2 separate regions of the Mus musculus genome follow, and region 1 is linked to region 2. A link is a loop called in an ENCODE intact Hi-C map of the cell type or tissue named here. Cell type or tissue: heart. All regions are shown on one strand. Each heading gives the region's core, and the rest is flanking DNA. Links, peaks and the distances in the headings are about the cores only.

The links. A loop is a pair of places that touch in the nucleus more often than their neighbours do. Peaks named below come from ENCODE experiments on the same cell type or tissue, not always from the same donor. Only the 100,000 strongest peaks of a DNase experiment are listed, where the experiment ranks them.
Region 1: it touches region 2 in a loop (24-fold over the local background); 2 of 42 quality-filtered maps call a loop at or near these places.

Annotation. Positions count from the first base shown.
Region 1 is chr17:57,002,413-57,014,060 of GRCm38, forward strand. Gtf2f1 (general transcription factor IIF, polypeptide 1) reads right to left here and starts at 8,876. Exons shown (of 13, transcript NM_133801.2): 1 at 8,697-8,876; 2 at 8,564-8,610; 3 at 7,276-7,348; 4 at 5,301-5,494; 5 at 4,574-4,744; 6 at 2,948-3,132; 7 at 2,254-2,407; 8 at 2,099-2,160; 9 at 1,897-2,016; 10 at 1,710-1,783; 11 at 1,503-1,641; 12 at 1,309-1,399; 13 at 990-1,219. The coding sequence starts at 8,708. The coding sequence ends at 1,015. It also overlaps the pseudogene Gm17949. In heart, for the core only: no CTCF peak of the experiment used is centred there; no DNase peak of the experiment used is centred there; H3K27ac peaks cover 640 bases.
Region 2 is chr17:57,112,034-57,123,681 of GRCm38, forward strand. No RefSeq gene overlaps it. Among named protein-coding and RNA genes, the nearest start is that of Gm11110, 12 kb to the left of the region's middle. In heart, for the core only: no CTCF peak of the experiment used is centred there; no DNase peak of the experiment used is centred there; H3K4me3 peaks cover 600 bases.

The sequences.
Region 1 (11,648 bases), core at 686-3,185, 110 kb before region 2:
AGATGTGAGAGAGGTACAGAGGGTCAGGAAATCAAACAAAAATATGTAGCAGGAGGATGAGGAACTGGGGATAGCTGCTGGAGGGCCCAGGACCCAACCAGGATGACTTCAGCCGAAATGCTCAGAGGAGATAGAACTTGTTGAAATCACCTCCAGTAGATAGGTCCAGCCCCTGGTTGAGGGATGGGGACGGACACACACACACACCATCTCAAAGTTTTTAACCCAGAAACATTCCTGCCCAAAGGAAGAACAGGGACAAAAAATAGCACAGAGACTAAAGTAAGGGCTAACTGGGGACTGCCTCACCTGGGGATCCATCATGTCTACAGACACCAAACCCAACAGTTCCCATGGTCAAGAGGAGCTTGCTGACAGGAACCTAGTGTGGCGGTTCCTTGGGAGGTCCTGTCAGCAACTGACTAATGCTGAGGCAGATGCTTGGAGCCAACCATCAGGCAGAACTCAGGGAACCTGGTGGGGGAGCTTGCAGAAGGACTGGAGGGGATTGCAACCCCATTGGAAGAACAACATAGGATGGCCTGACCACCCAGTTCTTCCATAGTTTAGACCACTAGCCAAGGAGTGTACCTGGAGGGATCCATGGCTCCAGATACAAATGTAGGAAGATGGCCTTGCCTGACAGCAATGGGAGGGGTGTCTCTTTGTCCCAGGGAGGTTTGATGCCCCAGAGTAGGAGGATGCTGGAGCAGTGGGAGAGTGTGGGAGCACTCTCATACAGGCAAAGGAGAGGAGGGAGGACGGGATGTGGGATGGGGGTTGGTGGAGGGCGTAACCAGGAAGTGGGATATCATTTGAGATGTAAACAAATGGAATGATTAATACATATATGATGCATTAAAGAAAGAAAAGAAGGAAGGAGGGAGGGAGGGAGGGAGGGGGAGAGATTGAGAAACAATGGAAGAATGGAGGCCCAGATGCCTCAGGGCTCCAGGGCGGCAGGGGTGGCAGTGATGACTCGCACACACTCTGGGCCTGCTCTCTTTATTGGCATCACTCTTTGAGGGAGAAGTGCATCTTATCACCAATCATCTTGCGCTCAGGGTTGAGGCGCTTGAGGATCTGCGCCAGCACATTTACTGTCTGCTCGCTGCTCAGCCCTGTCTTCTTGGTCTGGAACTTCTTCAGCAGGTCCTTTGTGGTCATGGGCTTGCGGGTCAGGTAGCGGCGCACAGCGTCCTCTGTCACCTGGACATCACTGTGGGAGGGGAAGGGAGGGAGGCTGGAGTCATACAAGAGTCCCTTTAGCCCAATCCCACCTATGGTCCTGCTCCTGTCTGAACGTACCCGCTGCTGGGTGTGGACTTCCCAGACAGGCTCTGGGGACCCGTGTCCATCCGAAGACGCTTGGCTGCTGGAGTCTCACTCGTCCGCTTCCCTGGTGGAGAGAGTAATGTCACGTCCAGGCAGGGCCCAGATCGGGGACAACAGGTGGCTGCCAGCAGCTCTTTCTCCAGTGACAGGCTTTTCTGGGCACTCACCCTGCTCCAGCTTGCTGGCTGCAGCCCGCAGGGTAGAAGAGGTGCTTGCTGCTTCTGCACTGGGAGTCCCTGGCCGACTGGTGCCCTTTGAACTCCCCCCCGATGGCTTCCGCTCCCTCTTTGGGGGTGTCTTCTTCTTCTGCAGAGATTAGGGTATGAGTGTGAAGGCTCAGACTGGCCCTACTCAAGCCCCCAGCTCTGACTTACCGCCATGAAGAGTGCAGAGGAGGTCTCACTGTCAATGTCGCTCTCTTCTGAGCTGTCTGAGTCATCACTGCTGTCTGCACAGGGCAGATAAGGACCATAAGCAGAGACCCCAGACAGAGCCTACCCATCAGCACCCATGAGCAGGGAGGGCCAAAGGACCAGGAGTATACTGGCCATCATCGCCCACCTTTCCTGCGCTTCTTCTCTTGTGGGGTAGGGGCCTTCTTCTCTTCTTCCTCCTCCTTGTCCTCCTCGGGGGGCTTCTCCTCCTCACTCTCCTCACTGCTCTCGCTCTGCTCATCCACCCCTGGGACACAGGTCACATGGGTGAGCAGTGGCAACTTCTGAGCGCACTCCCACCCACTGGTTGGTCCCTAACTGGCACCTACCCTTTGGGCCATCCTCCTGCTGGGGCACTTTGGGCTTGCCTTCTGTCTCATCTGGAGAGCTGCTATAGGGCAGAGAAAGGCAAGCCGTAAAGTTGGGCGGCCACAGGCCTGGCCTGCCTTGCCCCTGCCTCATCTCTGCCTTGCCTGTGCCTTACCTGGAGCCATCAGACATGTAGTCTACCTCCTGGCCCTCGAAGTCCCCATCATCGCTGTCCTCAAAAGCCTCATCATCTGAGCCCTTCTTCTTTTTCTTCTTCCTGCCTGCCTTGGTCACAGGGGCCTTTTTCTTAGCCTTGGAGGTTCTGCTGCCTGTGAGAGGAAGACACAGGAGCTCAGACTGGATGAGCACAGATCTCTGCTCTCTGCTGGGCAGGGGCTCCAGCCGCTCTCACTGGGGACTCTAAGCAGGGGCTCCACCCAAGCCACGCCCCCAGCCGCTCTCACTGGGGATTCTAGGCAGGGGCTATACCCATGAGCAGCAATTCCATCTAGCCAGGAAATCCTGACAGCTGATGCCACATGCATCACTGTACTCAAGCAGTGACAGGAAAGACACAGGTCACATAGCATCTAAAGCCTTTATAAAAAGTATCTGAGCCAGGCAGTGGTAGCGCAGGCCTTTAATCCCAGCACTTGAGAGGCAGAGGCAGGTGGATTTCTGAGTTCGAGGACAGCCTGGTCTACAAAGTGAGTTCCAGGACAGCCAGGGCTACACAGAGAAACCCTGTCTCGAAAAACAAAACAAAAAAATAGTATCTGAGCAGGCAGCTCTACAGGGACACATTGCTGCTTCCCAGGTGGTGGTAACTCACCTGGTCTCTGAACTAAGACCTCTGGGTCCCCACTTACCCTCTTCACCACTGGCATCGCTGGCATCGGAGGACATTTCCAGGTCATCCTCCAGGTCATGAATGCGCAGCTCACTAGGCTTCTTGCGACTGCGCTTCTCCTTCTCCTCCTCATCTTCATCCTGGTCCTGGTCCTTGAGCCGCCGCTGCTGCATGATGCTGAAGTGGTTTAGGACCTTGTTCCTCCTGCATGGGAACAAGTGACTATGTACTTTGTGTAGCAGAGGATGGTGGGGAGTAGGGGACTGCAAAGAGCTCCTTGGGCAAAGAGGATGGTAGAAGATAATGACCGATACACTCAAATGGGCATCCCTTCTTTACAGGACAAATGGGCATGACAGGATAACCTCATTAAGGCACAAACACTGTAAAGGAGGCTAAGGCAGGGTAGTTAGCCTGAGCCACACCACATGCAACAGAAAGAGAAAGAGGCAGGGCATACAGCCTGGGCCATTTCAAACCCCCAAATCTTGAAACAATATAGGGTGAGCCCTGAGATGGACTCAGGCCCATGTGCACCTAAGCCCCCTGGAGACCCCAAATCTTAGCTCCTCCAAACTCAGGGTCTGTTCCAGGCATATCCAGCCATTATATTGGTTAGCTAAATAACATTTTATGGCTTTGGAGGTGGTGGGTTGTTCGGTTGTTTTTGGTTTTTGGTTTTGTTTTCTTGGTGAAACAGGATCTCTCTCTATTGTCCTAGCTGTCTTGGAACTCACTATGAAAACCAGGCTGGCCTTGAACTCACAGAGATTCTCATGCCACTGCATCCTAGAGTGCTGGGGTAAAGGTGTGCACCACCAGGCTTGGCCCAGTTAAAATTCCTTTTAAAACAGGATCTCATTGTGTGATCTTAGCTGGTCTGTAACTTGGAATATAAACCACCCCTCAAACTCAGAGATCCTGTTGCCTGTGCACCAAAGTGCTGAGATTAAGGGTGTGTACTACTGTGTCTGTCAAGTTTTGGGGTGTTTTGAAACCAAATCTCATATAACCACAGCTGGCTTCAAACTTAATACAGAAGATGGACCTGAATGCCTGGTCCTTGTTGCTTCTGCCATCTGTGTGGTAATGTGTGCATACACTACCCCCACCCACACCCCCCACTGTTAATTTATCTCAAGGATTACTTAGAGAAGGGGCAGGGTCTCACTGGACAAGGAGCCGTCCATGAACCACACCTATGCATGCCCGGAAGAAGACTACGCATAGTGGGAGGAGGAGCTGCTTTTGACATTGCAGTCCCGGCCCCTTGAGAACTGGTCCAGACTTGTAGGCAAGCACAGAGCAACCCCACAAACCACATGCATTCCTGAAGCCCTTTCTGGGCCCACAGGTCCCATCCTCAGCAGGTGTACAAGGTATCTCATGCTATACATCCCCAGTTTCTCAATCCCAGCCTCCCTGCACCCGCCTTTGTCTCTACCTCCCAGGCTAGAACTGAGGAAGTTGCCATTAGGAGGCCCCTCCCTGGACCCCCAGGCTGTGCATATCTGTGGTACCAGCCTTCACTCAGCTCCCAGGCAAGACTCAAGCAAGAGAGGTCTGCCCAAGCAAGTACTAAGCAGTACTCCAGGCAGCCTTGCTCTGAGGGCGTACACAGCTGTAACAACCACCTTTGGCTCACCTCTCCCATTCCTCCTCGGCTTCCTCAGCAGTGAGTGTGCGGTGTCGGGCCAGTGGTGTGAAATTGTACCAGTTCTGTACAGGGAAAGCCTCAAAGGCACCATCAGCACACTGTGTGAAGATGTAGTAGGCTGTGTTCTCTGTTACCCCGCCTTTCTTAATGCCTTTGAACCTGTGGAGAGCCTAGGTTAGGTCACGGTCCCACCCACCCCACCTGCACTCCTTCCACCCTCTCTACAGTTCCCATTTGGGCTCTTCTAGGAATGATTAGGACAGAAGGGCATGTGCTACCATCTCCCTAGCACAAACATCACCCTGCCACCTTGTGGCCACCATCTGCTACCAGATTCTGGGCCATGTTGCACTGTGTATCCTGCTCCCAGCCTATAATCCCCCATGGCTACTGAGGGCCTTACACTGTGTAGGCTCCAGCTATTGGTTCACTGAATAACTATGCATAGAGCACTCTCGTCACTGGCTCCATCAGACTCCACCTTCTTTGCAATGGAGTATCCTCGCCCATGGGGTCAGGGCCCTATCTCCAGGCCACACTCAGGCTGCTGAGCCAGACCAACAGTATCTAGTTGATTTACCTCCAAGATTAAACTTTATCAAGGAGGTGGTACTGGGACCACCATCCTGTTGGCTACAGACTCAAAGAAGATGCCTCCAAAGTATGCATGTGGGAGGGACACAGGCTGGCCCCTCCCACCATTAGCATCACTTACTTCCGTCCTGATTTGCCATTGACACGGAGTAGCCAAGGCTGGTCCTCAGGCCGAAACTCCTTTAGGACAATGCCATACTTCTTCCGGCGCGCCTCCTCCCTAAGCTTGCGGTTGAATTCACTGCCTGCACCGGACTCTGGCATCTCTTCTTCCTGGTAAATCTTCTTGTTGCTCAGATCTCGCTCCAGCCGTGCCTGAAGGAGAAGCAGGAATACTCTTCTGTCTCCCTGTGCCAGGCTTCATGTGCTCCCAGCAGACTCCCCATGTGGCATGAAGGCCAGGGATGTGAGCACCTGTTGCCTCTGCCCAGGGAGAGGGCTGTGGAACTGGTTCACTGGGTAAGGTAGCAGGCTTACAAGCACAAGGATCAGGAATTCAGATCCCCAGGACCCACAGACAAAGTTGGGCATGGCATCTGAGACCCCATGAGAGAGGTGCAGACAGGAGGGGCTCTGGAACTCACAGGTCAGCAAGCCCCAGGTTCAGTTAGATACCCTGACTCAAAACACAACGTAGAAAGGCTATGGGACGGTACTTGCTGTCAAGCCCGAGGCTTGAGGTCAAGCCCTGGGACCCACACTGCAAAAGGTGAGAAGTGACTCCTGAAGTCTTCTCTGATCTCCAAACTCTGTATCCCCCACATACCAGTGGCCCAACAGATGTCATCGAAATATGGTGTAGAGTGACTATGGAAGACACCTGATGTCAACTCTGGCCTTGACAGGCACAGCGTGCCCACATGCATACAAACATCACACACACAGAATACTCTGGTCACAGGGAATGTGGGACTTACTACAATAACAGTAAAGCAGACTGGTTCATGAGATCATGGAGTACAGAGACTAAAGATGTATAGTGACCACCTGAGGAAGGCCCAGGAGCAACCTCAACAATATGAAGATAGTGACATTTTAACATGGCACCCAAAAGAGTGGATAGTTTAAAACTTTGGCCTTTAACATTTTTTTTTTATTCTTAGTATTATCTAGAAAGTCCTGTTATGTAGCCCAGGCTGGCTTCAAACTTATGATCCTCCTGCCTCTACCTCCCTGGTGCTGGGATAGTAGTATCTCTGGCTATACCCATCTTGTGGAATCATTTTATCCTTTTGAGACAGGGTCTCACTACAGTGAAATTCACCATGCAGACCAGGCTGGCCTTGAAGTCTGAGATCCACTGACTCTGCTGCTTTCGAACTGGCAGTAAAGGTATGTGCCACTACGGCCAGCTGGCTTTTTCTTAAAAACAAAAACCCCAAACTTTTAAAGTGTATTTCTTTTTGTGGAGGTTGTACATGACATTGCCTGTATGAGATCCAAGGACACACTTGGAGCCACCTCTTTGCTCACTGAGTTATCTTGCTACCCACTACTTTACTTTTTTAAGACATGGTCTGTGGCTGGCAAGTGGTGGCGCACACCTTTAATCCCAACACTTGGGAGGCAGAGGCAGGTGGATTTCTGAGTTGGAGGCCAGCCTGATCTACAAAGTGAGTTTCAGGACAGCCAGGGCTACACAGAGAAACCCCGTCTTGAAAAACCATTAAAAAAAAAAAAAAAGACACCGTCTATATGTATCGTGGGCTTTACTGTGCAGGCAAGGATCATCTTCAGTTTGAGGTCCTACCCCCTTCCCGTGCTGGGATGACAGGCGTGTGCCACCATGGCTAGTATACATGGCGCTGGGGATCCAGCTTGGCCTCATATATGCTAGATTCGTGCTCTACTGACTGAACCACATCCTCTGACATGCTTTGCTTTGCTTTGCACTTCTTTTCTTTGGAGCTAGGATTTATGTAGCACAAGCTGGTCTAAAACACTCAGTCTTTCTGCCTCAGCCACCAAATGGCTGGAATCACAAATCTGCTGGAGCCACAGGTGTGGGCACCATCGTTTCAGTAAAGTTATTACTATACATAGTCACCAGCCCAGGGTTAGGTCCCTGCCCCAGCCACCCAGAATCACCCACTTACCTGGTTCCAGGTAGCAAAGTTGACTTTATCGGCTGCATTAAAAGCCATTATGTTGTATCTTTTGGCTGTGTTCCTGGAATGGGCAAGAAACTATTCAATCTATTGATTATTCATTCAACAAATCTATGCTTTACACCCTTGGTTGTAGGTAATTCTGGGAACTCATAAAAGACTCCAGAGCAATGGTTCTAAAGCTCTGACCCTCTAATACATCTCCTCATGCTGCGGTGACCCAATCATAAAATTATTTTTGTTTAGTTCACAACTGTAAGCTATAAATGGTCATGTAAATATCTGTGTTTTCCGATGGTCTTAGGCAACCTGCAAGTTGAGAACCACGCTCTAGTTTTTCAGGGGTTTTGTTTTGTTTTGTTTTAAAGAATCAAGATCCATCTCATCCAACCCAACCCCATCAGATAAAGATCCACAGACACTAGGCTCTCTTACAGCATCACATACAGAAAGAGTGAGAGCGAGAGCAAGAGCGAGAGTGAGAGAGGAGAGACAAGAGAGAACATTCATACACATAGATAATAAATTAAATCTTCAAGAAACAAAGGGACCACCAGGCAGAGTTGGCACATGCCTTTAATCCCAGCACTTGGGAGGCAGAGGCAGGTGGATTTCTGAGTTCGAGGCCAGCCTGGTCTACAAGGTGAGTTCCAGGACAGCCAGGGCTACACAGAGAAACCCTGTCTCGAAAAACCAAAAGAGAAAAAAAGAAAAAAGGAACCAAAAGTGCGGAGGACCCCTATGTAGAAAGAAGGGCAGGCAGGCAAGGGTCTTAATGGATCTGAGTGGGTTCAAAGCCAGCCTGATCAAACCATCTGAACTACACAGTAAGACTCTTGTCTTCAAAATAAACAAAACTTAAGAGGGGGCTGGGTGTGGCTCGGTGGTGGAGTACTTGCCTAGCATGTACCCACCTAAAATAAAGTTAGAAGTTGAGGGACATGGCACTTGGCACAAAAAAACAGGATGTATACCACCTGTGACCAGTTTGGGGTTTTCTTTTATTTTGGGACAGGACCCGACTATGTAGCCCTGGCTGTCCTGGAACTCACTATACAGACCTGGCTGGCTGCGAACTCACAGAAATTCTCTTACATCTGCTTCCCAAGTGCTGAGATTAAAGGCAGTCACCATGTCTGACCTGACCCGTCTGACTCAGGGCAAAGTCACCGACCCCTGACATTAACTACCAAGGGGTAACTGTTACTGTGTCTTGGACGGGGTGGCAGGGGAACACAGGGCCGAGGTTCTGGAGTGTGGGTGGACGGGGACTTACTTGGGGACTCGGACGACGTACTCGGTGACATTCTGGCTGCTGGAGCCCTGCAAGAGAGCAGGGGTCTGTAAGGCGAGGAGAGGGCGCGGGGTCTGTTCTGCGACACCTCTGTCCCCACCTCATTCATACTCACTAGAGCCGCCATGGCCGTTGCTCAAGCTGCTCCCGGTCGGCCTGACGGGATGAACTTCGTTGTGTCCCTCGGCTCCAGGAAAGGGAAGGCACCTTTCCTGGTTGTCACGTTAGTGTGATGCTGTGCTTTGGATTTCCAAATCCTTAAGTCTCGGAGAATGCTGGAAGACGAGAAAAAGAGACCTAACTCTCTGCGCATGCGTTAGAGCCTGACCCGGAAGTTGAGCTGCCACACCGAGAAGAGCGCAGCCGCTGTAACTACTCTAGATCACCAGCTTCGGAGAGAAAGCCACCTTTTGGCGGCGTTCTCTGTTTATATACCACGGAAAAGTCACGTGTAGACACGCCCGTCGTGACGTCACGACGCAGGCACCGCGGAGCATCCTGGGTAGGGTGGAAATGGAGTCTCCTGGTAGACGCGAACTCGATCCTCTTGCGCAAGCGTAAATGTGTCCAAGAAGCGGGAACGGAGGCCGAGTTGCCATGGCAACCGAGGCCCACTCTGTGGGGTGGCTTCTTCGGCTCTTCTGGGGCGGGTCTGAGGTTCAGTTTTCTGTGTCCTGGGATATGGGGATCCCGAGGATCTTGCAAAATGAGTCCCTTGTGACGTAGAGCGGAGCCGGGGACTCGGTGCAGGGTGGAGACAGGGCCCCAGCGTACCCCGGCATTGCGGGCGGGATGGGTCTGTGCGAGTCCACGCTGCCCCAGCTGGGCAGAGCTTTGAGGCCCCAGGAGAAGGGTAACGACGTGGGGTGGTTGGTTTACATGGGCCAACGAAAGGGGGAGATGGGCAAGTATCCCCACTACCTGGGGGTGTACACCAACCCCTGCACGGAAGGAACGCATCTGCGCATGCTCCCACCTCACTGTTGGTTGATGCCTTTGGCATATAACTTGAGTAGAGGAGCCAGTGTCGGAAATGGAAAGTACTATTCTCTGGGGACAAATCAGAGAAAGGGAGCCTACGGGATGCAAAGGAGTTGGTTAAGCAGAGGGGCAAGGGAGGCACAGGCATTGAACTTGAGAGGAATGAGATAGGCTGATTCCATGACTGTCTTTGCATAAACAACTGACTCCACAGATGTGTCTAGTAGGGGAGGCATTCATTTCTCCGCCTTCAGGGAGTGCGCCTTAAGTTACAGAGGCTGGCTAGGAAGACCAAAGTGAACTGAAAGGGACAAAGAACGAGGGCTGACTGCGGAGGAGAGGAAAGGGCAGAGAGGTCTTATCCCAACTCAGAGGTTGTGTGACTAGAGGCACAAGCAGGCAGCATAGAAAGGACCGCATGGTGGGCGGAGCAGGGTGCTACTGGGTGAGTTTGAGGGCCCTCTTCTTTATCTGTAAAATGGGGTGATGGAGTCACTAAGGCACTTCATGGAGGTCTGTGCAAATGGCTCAGGAAAATCCCCACAGGGGGATGCTTCAACGTGAGTCCAGGATTTCTTATAGACTTGCACTAGTACCATCTTTCTTCCCTGAACACCATAGATATCCTGAGGTATCCCCTGATCATCTTCGTGGTGGGGGGGCCCGGCTGCGGGAAAGGGACCCAGTGCAGAAACATGGCTCTGAAATACGGCTTCTACCATGTGGAGCTGGGCCAGCTGCTGCGGGAGGAGGCTCAGAGAAGCACCCAGAGGGGACGGCAGATCCGGGACATCATGCAGAAGGGACTCCTGGTACCCACGGTGAGAGTTCACAGGAGTTCATGGGGTCACTCATGGCTGGACGGAGTCCCCAGGAAGCCAGGGTCTGCTGGCCCAGTGACTGCCTTGCAGCCCTAACCTGTTCTTATCTGACAGTGTTGTGGTGATGTAAGAGTTAAGGACACTGGCTGCTCCTGTCCAGAAGCTGGGTTTGCTTCCCAGCACCCAAATGACAGCTCACAACTATCTGTTAACTCTATTTCCAGGGTTTCCTGTACTCTCTTCTGGTCTTGCACACACTCACACATACATGTAAACAAACACTCACAAATCAAAAAAAAAAAAAAAAAAAAAAAGGTCACTGGCCTAGAATGCGCAAAGTCCTGGGTCCCATACCCAGCAGAAACTGGGTGCATGCTGGGCAAGGCACCCTTGACTACATAGACAGGCCAGTCTGTGCTACGGGCCAGAGATGGCACACTGGGTGAAGACATTTTGCGGCCAAGCCTCACAGCCTGAATTCAACCCCTGAACTGACTCCTGTGAATGAATGGCACATGTGCCATCCTTCTCCAACTAGATAAATGATAAAAGAGATCTAATAACCTTTTTTTAGATCGAATAAGAGTCTAGCCCAGCCAGGCAGTGGTGACACACATCTTTTATCCCAGCACTTGGGAAAGCAGAGGCAGAAGGATTTCTGTGAGTTTGAGGCCAGCCTGGTCTACAGAGTGAGTTCAAGGACAGCCAGCGACACACAGAAACCCTGTCTTAAACTAGCCCTCCCCCACAAACAAAAGATTCTAGCCTGGGATATGTCAGGGACTATATCAGGCATGGGGGAGGGAGTGACAAAGGAAGAGAGGAAAGGAGAGAGGGAAAAAGAAAGCCAGATGAAGTGACAAACACCTGTTATCCTTGGACCTGGAAGGCTGAGGCAGGAGAATGGGGAATTTGAGGTCAGCCTGGGTAACATAGACCCTATAAATAAGTTACTTAAACAAATCAGCTGCTGTACCCATAAACTGCACACCCACATATTCAGTGGATCCTACCGAAAATGTCCAGGAAGCAAATTGCTGAGAAGGGACATACTTCCTCCCCTACACAGCAAAGTAGAGACATTTATCTAGAATTAGATTGATGGTGTATCAGGTAATGTAAACTGGTAGAGTCTTAGAATATCTGATGGGCATAGTAGGACAAGCCTGTCACTCAGGAAGGTGGAGGCAAGAAGATTGGAAGTTCAGTTCAAGGTCATTGGACTTGGTCATTGGACCGTTCATCCCAACACTCAGGAGGCAGAG
Region 2 (11,648 bases), core at 5,274-7,773:
ATAGGGTCTCACCATGCAGCCCCAGATGCCTGGACCGGGCTGGCTTGGAACTCAGAGATATCTGCTTGCCCTTTCCTCCCTAGTGCTAAGATTAAAAGCGGGTGCCACCACATTTAGTTAATTTGGCTGTTTTAGTAGGCTTATTGAATTAGGCTTATTAAATTGAATGGCTGAACCTGTGTTACTGGGGCACAGATTGTGATCTCTAAGGCCAGTAGTAAATTTACACTCAAAGCACTGGGAGGTAGACACATGAAGGTCCCTGAGGAGGGGTGGGATTTAGAAATGCACCTGAGGTTGACCTGTGGCCTCTGCATGCACCTGCACATACCTGTGCACACCCACAACACCTGCTCAGAGTGATGCGTTGCCAAGCAGAACAGACACATCTAGTTAGCTTATTGGAGGACTGCTTAGTTTGCAAGATGAGCTTGAAAGGGGTTGGGGGGGAGCAGGATGGAGGCAGAGATTTATGGAAGAGGCTGTGGAATGTTCTAGAAGAGGGGTAGTTGAATGAACAGTACAGCTGAGAGTCGATATTATTTATTTATTTATTTATTTATTTATTTATTTATTCATCTATCTATCTATCTATCTATCTATCTATCTATGGAGACATCTATCTATCTATCTATCTATCTATCTATCTATCTATCTATCTATCTATCTATCTATCTATCTATCTATTTGACAAAGGGTCTCTCTATAGCTCTGGCTGTCCTGTAGTTTGGGCTATAGACCAGGCTGGCCTTGGACTCAGAGATCTGCCTGCCTCTGACTCCCAAGTCCTGGGAATAAAGGCGTGTGCCATTACTACCACCTCAGTGTGGTGGTGACATTTGTCCCATCACTCAGGAGGCTGAGGCCCAGCCTGAGCTGTTGGGAGACCTTGACTTAAAGAACCTTGGGGTCAGGGTGCGTATGTAGTCCGCGCAAGGTTCTGAGTTTCAATCCCCTGTGCTGGGTAAACAAATGAGGACACCACTGAGGATTGCATTTCAAGAAGGAAATGAGAACTTGTGGGCTGGAGTGTCCGGTGCTGCTGAGAGTCATTACGAGGAGAAATGAGAATGGGGACCAGATTTGGAATCACGAGGCCCGTGGTGGTTTCCGAGAGTTCTCCTCTCTGGCATGAATGGATGAGATTGCATCATGGCAGCTTAAAAAGCTGGTAACAAATGAGGAACCTGAGAGATCCTGAACACAGCTGCCAGGTTTTATTTATCTTTTGTGGTGGAAAGGGTTGGACCCTCCTGCATGGTAAGTGCTGACCACTGAGTCAACTCCCCTCGGGGAAGATTCTAGGTGGGTGCTCCACCCTTGACCATGCCCCCAGTCCCTCACAGGGTGGGGTGGGTGCTGTACTGCTAATCCATCATCCATTCTCATTTTAATCTAATTTTTTTTTGCTGAGACAGTGTCTGACTAACTTTCCCTGGCTATCCTTGAACTTTTCATCCTCTTGTGTTTCTTCCTGAGTCGCTGGGATGTCAGGCATGTGCCACAGGACCCGGTTAGAAAATGGCTATCCTTAGAGGTCTTTTATGTGGAGAGACAGTGTTCCTCATTGTTACCCACAGTGGGTAAAGGCCTCTCTGCACTTCGAGAGACTGGAACTTCAACAGAATCTGAGTGCAGTGTGACTCTATAACCCCTGAGCTGGGAAGGTACAGTCAGGAGGCTCTCTAGAGCTCAGTGGTGCCTGGATAGCAATGGACAGTCTCCCCCTCAAAAGCTGGGCAGATCACTACACCTTTAATCCCAACACTTGGGAGGCAGAGGCAGGTGGATCTCTGATTTTTGAGGCCAGCCTGGTTGACAGAGTGAGATCCAGCCCAGCCTGGGCTGCATACTGAGACCCTGTGTCAAACAAACAAACAAACAAACAAACAAAACAGAAAACAAAGAAGTAAGGTAGAGAATGAAAGGAAGGAAAGAACTCACATGAACCTCAGACTTCTGACTCTATCTTCACAGGTGAGCACATCTGCACGTTCATGTGCACACACACACACACACACACACACACACACACACACATACACACACACTGGGGGTGTTTTCACTGGGGTTATGTGGGTGGGCTGGAGCCTAGGACCTTATTCAAGCTAGGAAACTCTCTCTAGTAAGTTCTATCCCCAGCAAAGTGACCATGTTCTGAAAAATGTGTGTCACCAATCATCCTTTTATTATTTCTTTCAAGCTTGGTCTTGTGTAGCTGAGGCTGGCCTCTAGCTTGCTACATAGTTGAGGGTGACCCTGAACTCCTAACACTCCAGTCTGCCGCCTCCAGAGCCCCACCAGGCAGGTTTAACTGGGGCACAGATTGGAGCCCAGGGCCTCCTGCTCTCTCAGGCAGTCCTCAATTAGGTCCTCCTGCAGGAGATACTTTTGTGGCTGCCCAGTCCGTGCATTAACATAGAGGTTGCCCCTGCTGTTCCTGCTACATAGCCACCCTTTTGTTTTTAGTCTAGTGAGAGCCTGGGTGCCATTGCCTTGACATTGTTGACCCCACCTCGAAGATTCCCAGTATAGTGGACTGTGCCTGTCTTAGGTTGTCCTATCTTCCAGGATCTTACCAGCCCTCAAAGAGCTACTACTCTGGAGGCATGCCACACAAGGGGGAGATGAGGAACAGCCTAGATGGTGGTCTTATGGATCTCTGCCATCCAGGCTTTGATCACTTCCTTGGGAAGCTACAATTGGGATTTTCGAGAGCTATCAGCACTTGGAGGGTTGCCTTATTTATGGAACACTGCCTGGAGATAGCCTGTATGAGACACTTAAACAAAATAGTTATTAGTATGACAATTCCTCCCATTATAGCGTAAGTGGCTACCTATGAGGGGTCAAACGGCCTCTTAATATTGTCCCATTAAAGAGACAGCCACCCTTTAGGAGAGTAAGGGGGCATATTGTTCATAATGGGGTCATATAGGAATCTAATGGGATCCGTGTTAACATAAGGAATAATATTGGAAGCATCATGTGAGGTAAACCGCCACATACCAAGTGTTATGGTATGAGGTTAGATGGCAATATTGGGTAGTCCTTGGCAAATTTTACTCCTCTCCATCACACAGACCAATCTGCTTTGACATGGCCGAGGAGGCAGACACGACAAAGTGTGGCCACAGCTTTTGCTACAAGTGTATTCATCAGAGCTTGGAGGACAATAATAGATGTCCCAAGTGTAACTATGCTGTGGACAGTATTGACCATCTCTATCTTAATTTCTTGGTGAATGAGCTCATTCTCAAACAGAAGCAAAGATCTGAGAAGAAGAGGTTCAAATCGGTCCACTCAGTGAGTAGCACCAATAGGCATAGGTGGCAAAATTTTCAAGATTTGCTGGGAGATGATCAAGATAACACTGATTCAGCCAATGCCAGCCTCATGTTGGAATTATTAGTGAAGGCTAGCAGTGCTCCCAAGGGATAGGAAGTCCCATGAAAGGGGGCATTTGAGGGACCCTTGGACAGCAGCGCTAGATGAAGGCTTGAAGCCTGATGGCTGGAGGGCTGGAGCAGAGGCACCCTCATCCTCATCACTAAAATCAACCAGTTTGTCTGGAGAAAGTGGGATGAGGTCAGTAATGGAAAGGTGAATGTTGGCCTGATTCTGGCAGTGCTTGTTATGGGAAGCCACCACTTCCTCTGGGGGAGAATTCTTAAGACTGGAGATGACTGCAAGGAGGATCAGGACAAAGAACAAGGGAGGGATAATCCCAGACTGTACCTCAAGCTTTCACCAATGGACAGATCATGGAAACACAAACTAAACAGAGACACAGTAAATCTCACAGAAGTTATGAACCAAATGGATTTAACAGATATCTATAGAACATTTCATCATCAATCAACAGAATACACCTTCTTCTCAGCACCTCATGGTACCTTCTCCAAAACTGACCATATAATCAGTCACAGAATAGTCCTCAACAGATACAAGAAGACTGGAATTATTCCATGCATCCTATCAGATCACCACGGACTAAGGCTGGTCTATAAAACAACAAAAGCAGCAGAAAGTCCACATACACATGGAGGCTGAACAACATTCTACTCAATGATAACTTGGTCATGGAAGAAATTCAGAAAGAAATTAAACACTTTTTAGAATTTAATGAAAATGAAGGCACAACATACCCAAACTTATGGGACACAATGAAAGCAGTGCTAAGAGGAAAACTCATAGCTCTGAGTGCCTCCAAAAAGAAACTGGAGCAAGCATACACTAGCAGCTTGACAGCACATCTGAAAGCTCTAGAACAGAAAGAAGCAAATTCACCTAAGAGGAGTAGATGGATGGAAATAATCAAATTCAGGACTGTAATCAACCAAGTAGAAACAATAAGAACTATGCAAAGAATCAACACAATCAGGAGTTGGTTCTTTGAGAAAATCAACAAGATAGATAAACCCTTAGCCAGAGTAACCAGAGGGTGCAGAGACAGTATCCAAATTAACACAATCAGAAATAAAAAGGGAGACTGTACTGGCTGGTTTTGTGTCAACTTGACACAGGCTGGAATTATCACAGAGAAAGGAGCTTCAGGTGAGGAAATGCCTCCATGAGATCCAACTGTAAGGCATTTTCTCTATTAGTGATGAAGGGGGAAAGGCCCCTTGTGGGTGATACCATCTCTGGGCTGGTAGTCTTGAGTTCTATAAGAAAGCAAGCTGAGCAAGCCAGGGGAAGCAAGCCAGTAAAGAACATCCCTCCATGGCCTCTGCATCAGCTCCTGCTTCCCGATCTGCTTGAATTCCAGTCCTGACACACATTTACAAGGCAAAGACACAGACATACACAAAGAGAAACACACTCTTATACACACACAGACACACACACACTCACAATGCCATAAAAGTTTCAGCAAAGTGTAGTTCCCAGACTTTTTCTCCCGACTAATCTCTTGGTACATAGCCCAGGTTGGCTACAAATTCATGACCCTCCTGCCCCTGTCCCCTGAGTTCTGGGATGGCAGCCATGCACCATCATGACTCAACCCCCAGTGTATTAAGCACCCTTCCTATCTATACACAAGTGCCTTATGCCTTGTCCTCAAGCAGAATCCTGCCTCTACTGTCACAGCCACAAATGGGGTTTCATTCTCTTTAGCTTTAACGCTTTAGCAGTTTTTCTGTGTAACCCTGGATGGCCTGGGACTCTGGAGGTAGACAGGCTGGCTTTGAGCTCCCAGAGCTCCTTCTGGCTCAGCTTCTTGACTGCTGGATTAAAGTTGTACACCACAATGGCACTAGTGAGGGTTAGCCTTAACATTTTCCTAATGGCAGATTAAGTGCAAAATACCCCTGAACTTGCAATATGTTGCTTAGTGTTTTCTGGGAGTTTGGACATTGTTGAGCTGCATTTGAACACATAGAGACTTCTGGGGACAAAATATACCAGCTAGAGCTTTTCACCTTATATAGGTCAGCAGATCTCAACCTGTGGGTCATGCCCACTTTGAGTCACAGGGGTTTCATATTAGATATCCTGTACATCATATATTTACATTATAATCCATAATGGTAGCAAAATTACAGTTATGAAGTAGGAACAAAACTAATTTTATGGCTGGGGGTCACCACAACATGAGGAACTGTGTTAAAGGGTCTCAGGGAGGTTGAGAACCACTGGCCTAGGTCGCTCGTTCTCCCTCACCTCTGTCCCTTTGCCTGAGGTGCAACTTATATTTATGCAATATTTATACTACAATTGAGCAACTTGTAAGACTCCCCAGAAAGCTGGCTAAGGGTGGCACAGGCCTGTGACTCCAGCACTGATGCAGGAGGACAGTTAATTCAGGGCAAGCCTGGACTACAATCAGGGCTTCATATCAGAAGTAAGTATAGATGTGTTCTCTGTAGCGTTGAACATCCATCACCATGATGACTTTTGGGTGATTTCAGATCTCTCTTAGTTAGGGTTACTATGGCTGGGATGAGACACCATGACCAAAGCAACACGGGGAGGAGAGGGTTTATTTGGCATCTATTTTCCACATCATAGTCCATCACTGAAAGAAGCCAGGACAGGAACTCAAACAGAGCAGGAACCTGGAGGCAAGAACTGATGCAGAGGCCATGGAGGGTGCTGCTTACAGACTTGCTCCTCATGGCTTGCACAGCCTGTTTTCTTAAAGAACCCAGGACCACCAGTCCAGGGATGGCCCCACCCAAAGTGGGCTGGGCCCTCCCACATCAATCTCTAAGTAAGAAAATAACCTACAGGCTTGCCAACAGCCTGATCTTATGGCGCGGTTTTCTCAGCTGAGGCTCTCCCCTCCCAGATGACTCTAACTTGTGTCAGGTTGACATAAAACTAACCAGGACAAAATCCTTTATTTCTTTCCCATTTTCTCCTGGTGACTATGAATCAGCTATGTGTCCCTGTAGAGCTGCCTGCTCAGATACTTTTTATAAAGGCTTTAGATGCTATGTGACCTGTGTCTTTCCTGTCACTGCTTGAGTACAGTGATGCATGTGGCGTCAGCTGTCAGGATTTCCTGGCTAGATGGAATTGCTGCTCATGGGTATAGCCCCTGCCTAGAATCCCCAGTGAGAGCGGCTGGGGGAGTGGCTTGGGTGGAGCCCCTGCTTAGAGTCCCCAGTAAGAGCGGCTGGGGAAGTGGCTTGCTTGGACCTAGAAGCCCCAGTGAGAGCGACTGGGGGGAGTGACTTGGGTGGAACCCCTTCCTAGAATCCCCAGTGATAGGGGCTGGGGGAATGTCGATTGGGTGGAGCCTCTGCCTAGAATCTCCAGTGACAAAAAAAAAAAAAAAAAAAAAAAAAAAAAAAAAAGTTTTAGAATTCCCAGTGAGAGCGGCTAGGGGCGTGGCTTGGGTGGAGCCCCAGCCTAGAGTCCCGGGTGAGACCGGCCGGGGGAGTGGCTTGGGTGGAGCCCCTGCCTAGAATCCCCAGTGAGAGTCTGGGAGAGTGTCTGAGTGAGGACAAGAAAGCTCTGGGTTATTTTCCTGGTACCACAGAAAAAATGGGTATAAGCATTGTAAGAAAGCAGGCAAAAAATTTCTTTTATCGAGAGTGTGGAAGCAGAGAGGAGTTGGTTGTAAGGAAGGGTTAGGCAATGCAGTAGTCAGTTAAGCTCAGAATAGTTTATCTTGATGTCATATGTCAGCCTATTCCTACAGTGAGATATGTCAGTGTGTAGGGTTCTAAGAAAGTTAATTCATGTGTGGTTGTGCTTTTGTGTGTGTGTGTGTGTGTGTGTGTGTGTGTGTGTGTGTGAGATTGAGATGCAATTATTTGTTGTTGAAATATTGAATCACAATCTTTGTTATTTCTACCCTGCCTTTGACCCAGATAAAAGACACACAACCTTCATACTTACAATAAGCCTTAATCAGCATTAGAGCTGGGCAGATATCTACCCTCTATGCTATTATGTCTACTTCCCAGCCAATAATCCCATTATATGATTTGCCATGTTTTGTCTGGGCTGCTCTTAACTTCAATTAGCCAACCCACATGGGCATTATTTTAAGATTCTTACCCCATAGTGGCTTCTCCTCTCTCCTTCTTGTCCCACCTTGTGGTTCTCTTCCAATCCCAAGCCCAGGAACCCTAAGCCCTGCCTATGTCTTTTCTGCCCAGCTAGTAGCTATTGGCTTCTTTATTCACCAATCAGGGATAACTTGAGGGGCGAGGTCCATAGCATCACCTGGGTCTATAGGTGGTCTCGGGGAACAATCAGTATTTAACATAGCAAAAGACCAAACCTTAACATTTATTTGTGTGTTTTGAGGCAAATGTAAGGGCAGATCTGGATCGGATTTTTGTATGGGTCGATGTGGCACACCCTCCTGATTCTCTGGGAATCATGTGGAGAAACATGGTTTTCTAGAACTCATTGTTAAAGAATTTTTGAGGGATAGTTCTGCTAACTCTTTCTGGATGGAAAGAGAGAGAATTGTTGGAGGAAAGGGGAAGATCCTGCAGAGAGAAGGAGTGCGTTTTTTGCTCTGAACAAATCAGAAAAGTTGGGAGAAAATCCAGAAATGGTGTTAAACTTGTCAGAAATTTTGGAGTGCAGACATCAACATGATGCCTTGGTGGGGGACATAGTGCCTCCCGTGTGGCTTTTTTTTTTTTAAAGATTTATTTATTACTATATATAAGTACACTGTATCTGTCTTCAGACACACCAGAAGAGGGAGTCAGATCTCATTATAGATGGTTGTGAGCCACCATGTGGTTGCTGGGATTTGAACTCAGGATCTTCAGAAGAGCAGTTGGTGCTCTTAACCGCTGAGCCATCTCTCTAGCCCCCTGTGTGGCTTTTAAAAACTTAAATGTTAAGCCAGGCGTGGTGGCGCATGCCTTTAATCCCAGCACTCGGGAGGCAGAGGCAGGTGGATTTCTGAGTTCGAGGCCAGTCTGGTCTACAGAGTGAGTTCCAGGACAGCCAGGGCTACACAGAGAAACCCTGTCTCGAAAAACAAACAAACAAACAAAAAAAAAACAACCCCCCCCCCAAAAAAACAAAAAAACTTAAATGTTTGTATATGTGTAACTACAGCCTTTAGACATTTGGCAAAGATGCAAAAAGAAACAAACAAACAAAAGGACAACAACAAAAAAACAAAAAACAGCCGGGCATGGTGGCACACGCCTTTAATCCCAGCACTAGGGAGACAGAGGCAGGCGGATTTCTGAGTTCAAGGCCAGCCTTGTCTACAGAGTGAGTTCCAGGACAGCCAGGGCTATACAGAGAAACCCTGTCTCGAAAAACCAAAAGAAGAGAAGAGAAAGGAAAGGAAAGGAAAGGAAAGGAAAGGAAAGGAAAGGAAAGGAAGAGAAGAGAAGAGAAGAAAAAAGAAAAGAAAAAAGAAAAAAGAAAAAAGAAAAGAAAAGAAAAGAAAAGGAAAGAAAAGAAAAGAAAAACATGCTAGGGATCTAAACAGAAAATTCTCAGCACAGGAGGTAAAAATGGCCAAGAAATACTGCAAAAATTAGCACTTTGGAAAATCCAAATCAAAACAACTTTGAGATTTCCTCTTACCTCAGTCAGAAAGGCAACTGCAATAACAGATAGCAGATGCTGGAGAGGATGTGGGGAAAGGCAGCCCCCATTCACTATTGGTGGGACAAACTGGTACAGACACTTGAGAAGTCATTGTGGAGACTTCTCAAAAAGCTAAAAATAAACTAACAATATAACCCAGCTTCATCACAGTAACAGATAAGTACTGTCTCCTATGGAGCAGTCCCGAAATCGAGTCAGAAAGCAGTGGGTTACCCCTACAGCAGTCATGATGCTATTGCTGCAGTGGGGCCATCTTGCTTGGCAGGTTGGCGTTGTAGCATGCAGGATTCACAGCTGGGTAAGACCATTGATTTATTATACAAAATGTGTGCTGTCTTCAGCAATAACGTCTTTAACTATCTACTTTTGGTGGGCAATCAAGAGTACAGGCTTGTGTTATTTTTGGGGTCCTCTGGGGCCTTCTTGGTCAACAGCTCACAGGGAAGTGTCCCACACCCAGCACTGAGATTTTTATTTACAAACCTATGCTAGTTGGAAGGCCCTGGGTTGAAATTTTTGTTTCTTAGCTTGTGAGAAGGTTTGATCGGATTTTAGGGTTGAAGTGAGGTGGGGGCCGCTTTGTTTTCTGACCTCTGCCCTTCCTAGTGATGGGATTACAAGCATCACCATCATCTGTAGGTAAAGGAATAGGTTGTTTTTATCTTCTAGGAATTAACAGGCAAGAGTGTGAAAGTCAAGCAAAGCCACGGTTTATTCATATGAAAGTCACAAGCAGGAGGCAAAGTACTTAAAGATGGCAGGCATCTGGGATCACATTCCTGGGTGGGGTCTGGAGCTTTCATGTGGGTCTGAAGAATTTAGTGTGTGGGTGAAGGGGTGAATATGGCTAGCTTTGTTCCCGCTCTGGATTGGCCAACTTGAACAAGGGCAACAGGGTTGATCTGTAAACGGAAGTTCAGGACCACATGTTAATCAAGGCAGCCCTGAACATGTCTGGGCAAATCTCTGGAAAGAGCCCATGCCCTGGAAATAGCCTTTGAGGTCTGGTACTGGGGAAGAACCAGGAAGTGAGGCATCCTCTAAGATCTTGGGACATGGCAATTAAGCTCTGTCTACCTAGATCTCCTCTCTCTTACTGTGTGCCTAGCAAGAGAAAACTGGCAGGCTCAAATGGTTCTTCCACTAGAGTGCAGCTCCTTGAATTAGAAGCTGGTGGTCATGTATCTGGGGTCTGCCCCATGGTCTGTGTTTTAGTTTTACTTGTTTTTTTCAGACAGGGTCTCCCTATGTATCCTTGAGTGTCCTGAAAATCATGGAGGTCCACCTGCCTCCTGAATCCTGGTATTAAAGTTCTGTTCCCCAGGGACTTTTAACGCTGCTTATACTTGACTAGCTCTCAATGCTCACTAGAAAGCAAGAATGTGAAGTCTAGTGTGGTAGTACACTGCTGTACTCTTGGCCCTTTGGAAGCTGAGGCAGAGGAGTAAAAGTTCCAACCTGGACAAGAAAGTGAGAACCAGTTTCATGGAAAACCAAAACAAACCAGACAGTCAAACAAATAACCTAGTCAGCAACCACCAACCAACCAACCAACTAACCAACTAACCAACCAACCAACCAACTAACCAACCAAACAACCCAGTCAAAACCAAATAACCAAATAAAAACTCAATCAATAACCAACCAACCAACCAGCCAACCAACCAAACCAATCAGCAACCAAAGAACCAAATAACCAAACAAAAACTCAATCAATAACCAACCAACCAACCAACCAACCAACCAACCAACCAACCAACCAACCAACCAAAAACTAAATCAACAACCAAACAACCAAAGGGGGCAGAGGGCAGGTGGATCTCTGTTCCAGGACAGCCTGGTCTACATAGTGAGGTCCAGGACAGCCATGATTGCACAGTGAGACCTTGCATGTTTTTAAAGCTATGTTTTTACCTGTCTCAAAAGAAACAAGCATTTAAAGTAATTCAAAGTAATTTAAAGTAATTGCTAGTTACTGTCCTAATTTGTCACTCTACAGTACTTTGTTCCCCTGAATAAGACCCTGAGCTCATGCCACAACCCCTCCACCCCCACCCCATGACAGGGGCTATATTCAAAGATACTTGTGTCCTCCCCTCCCCAGCACTTTGCTAAAAACAAACAAACAAACAAACAAACAAACAAACAGACTTGAAACTTGTATTGTGAGGATACAGAAACCTTCCAGTGATTGGGGACAAAACAGCTTTAAGCCTCCACAGTTCCATGAGTTTTTTTTTCTGAGCCAAATCTGAGAGATGGGGGCCTGGGGATACATGTCAAGACTGGACACTCTTTCCCACCTGGTGGGGAAATCCCCGATCTACAATCATGGTGGCGTGTGTGAGGGGCAGTTCCTATGTAAATGTCTTGCAAGGGGCATGTGCTGCAACGCCTCAAAATCTGGGGACTTTCCCCACCTCACCGCTGTATCTGGTTTTCAGGAGTCTTTTCCTTTCTTAATGGTCAGTCTCTGTCCCTGTTAAAATTTTCATTATTCTTATTTTTACTTACTTGTCTGTGTGTATAGGCAACGCGTGTGCAGAGTCCAGTGAGACCAGGGTAGTATGTTAGATCCCCTGGAGCTGGATTCAGAGGAC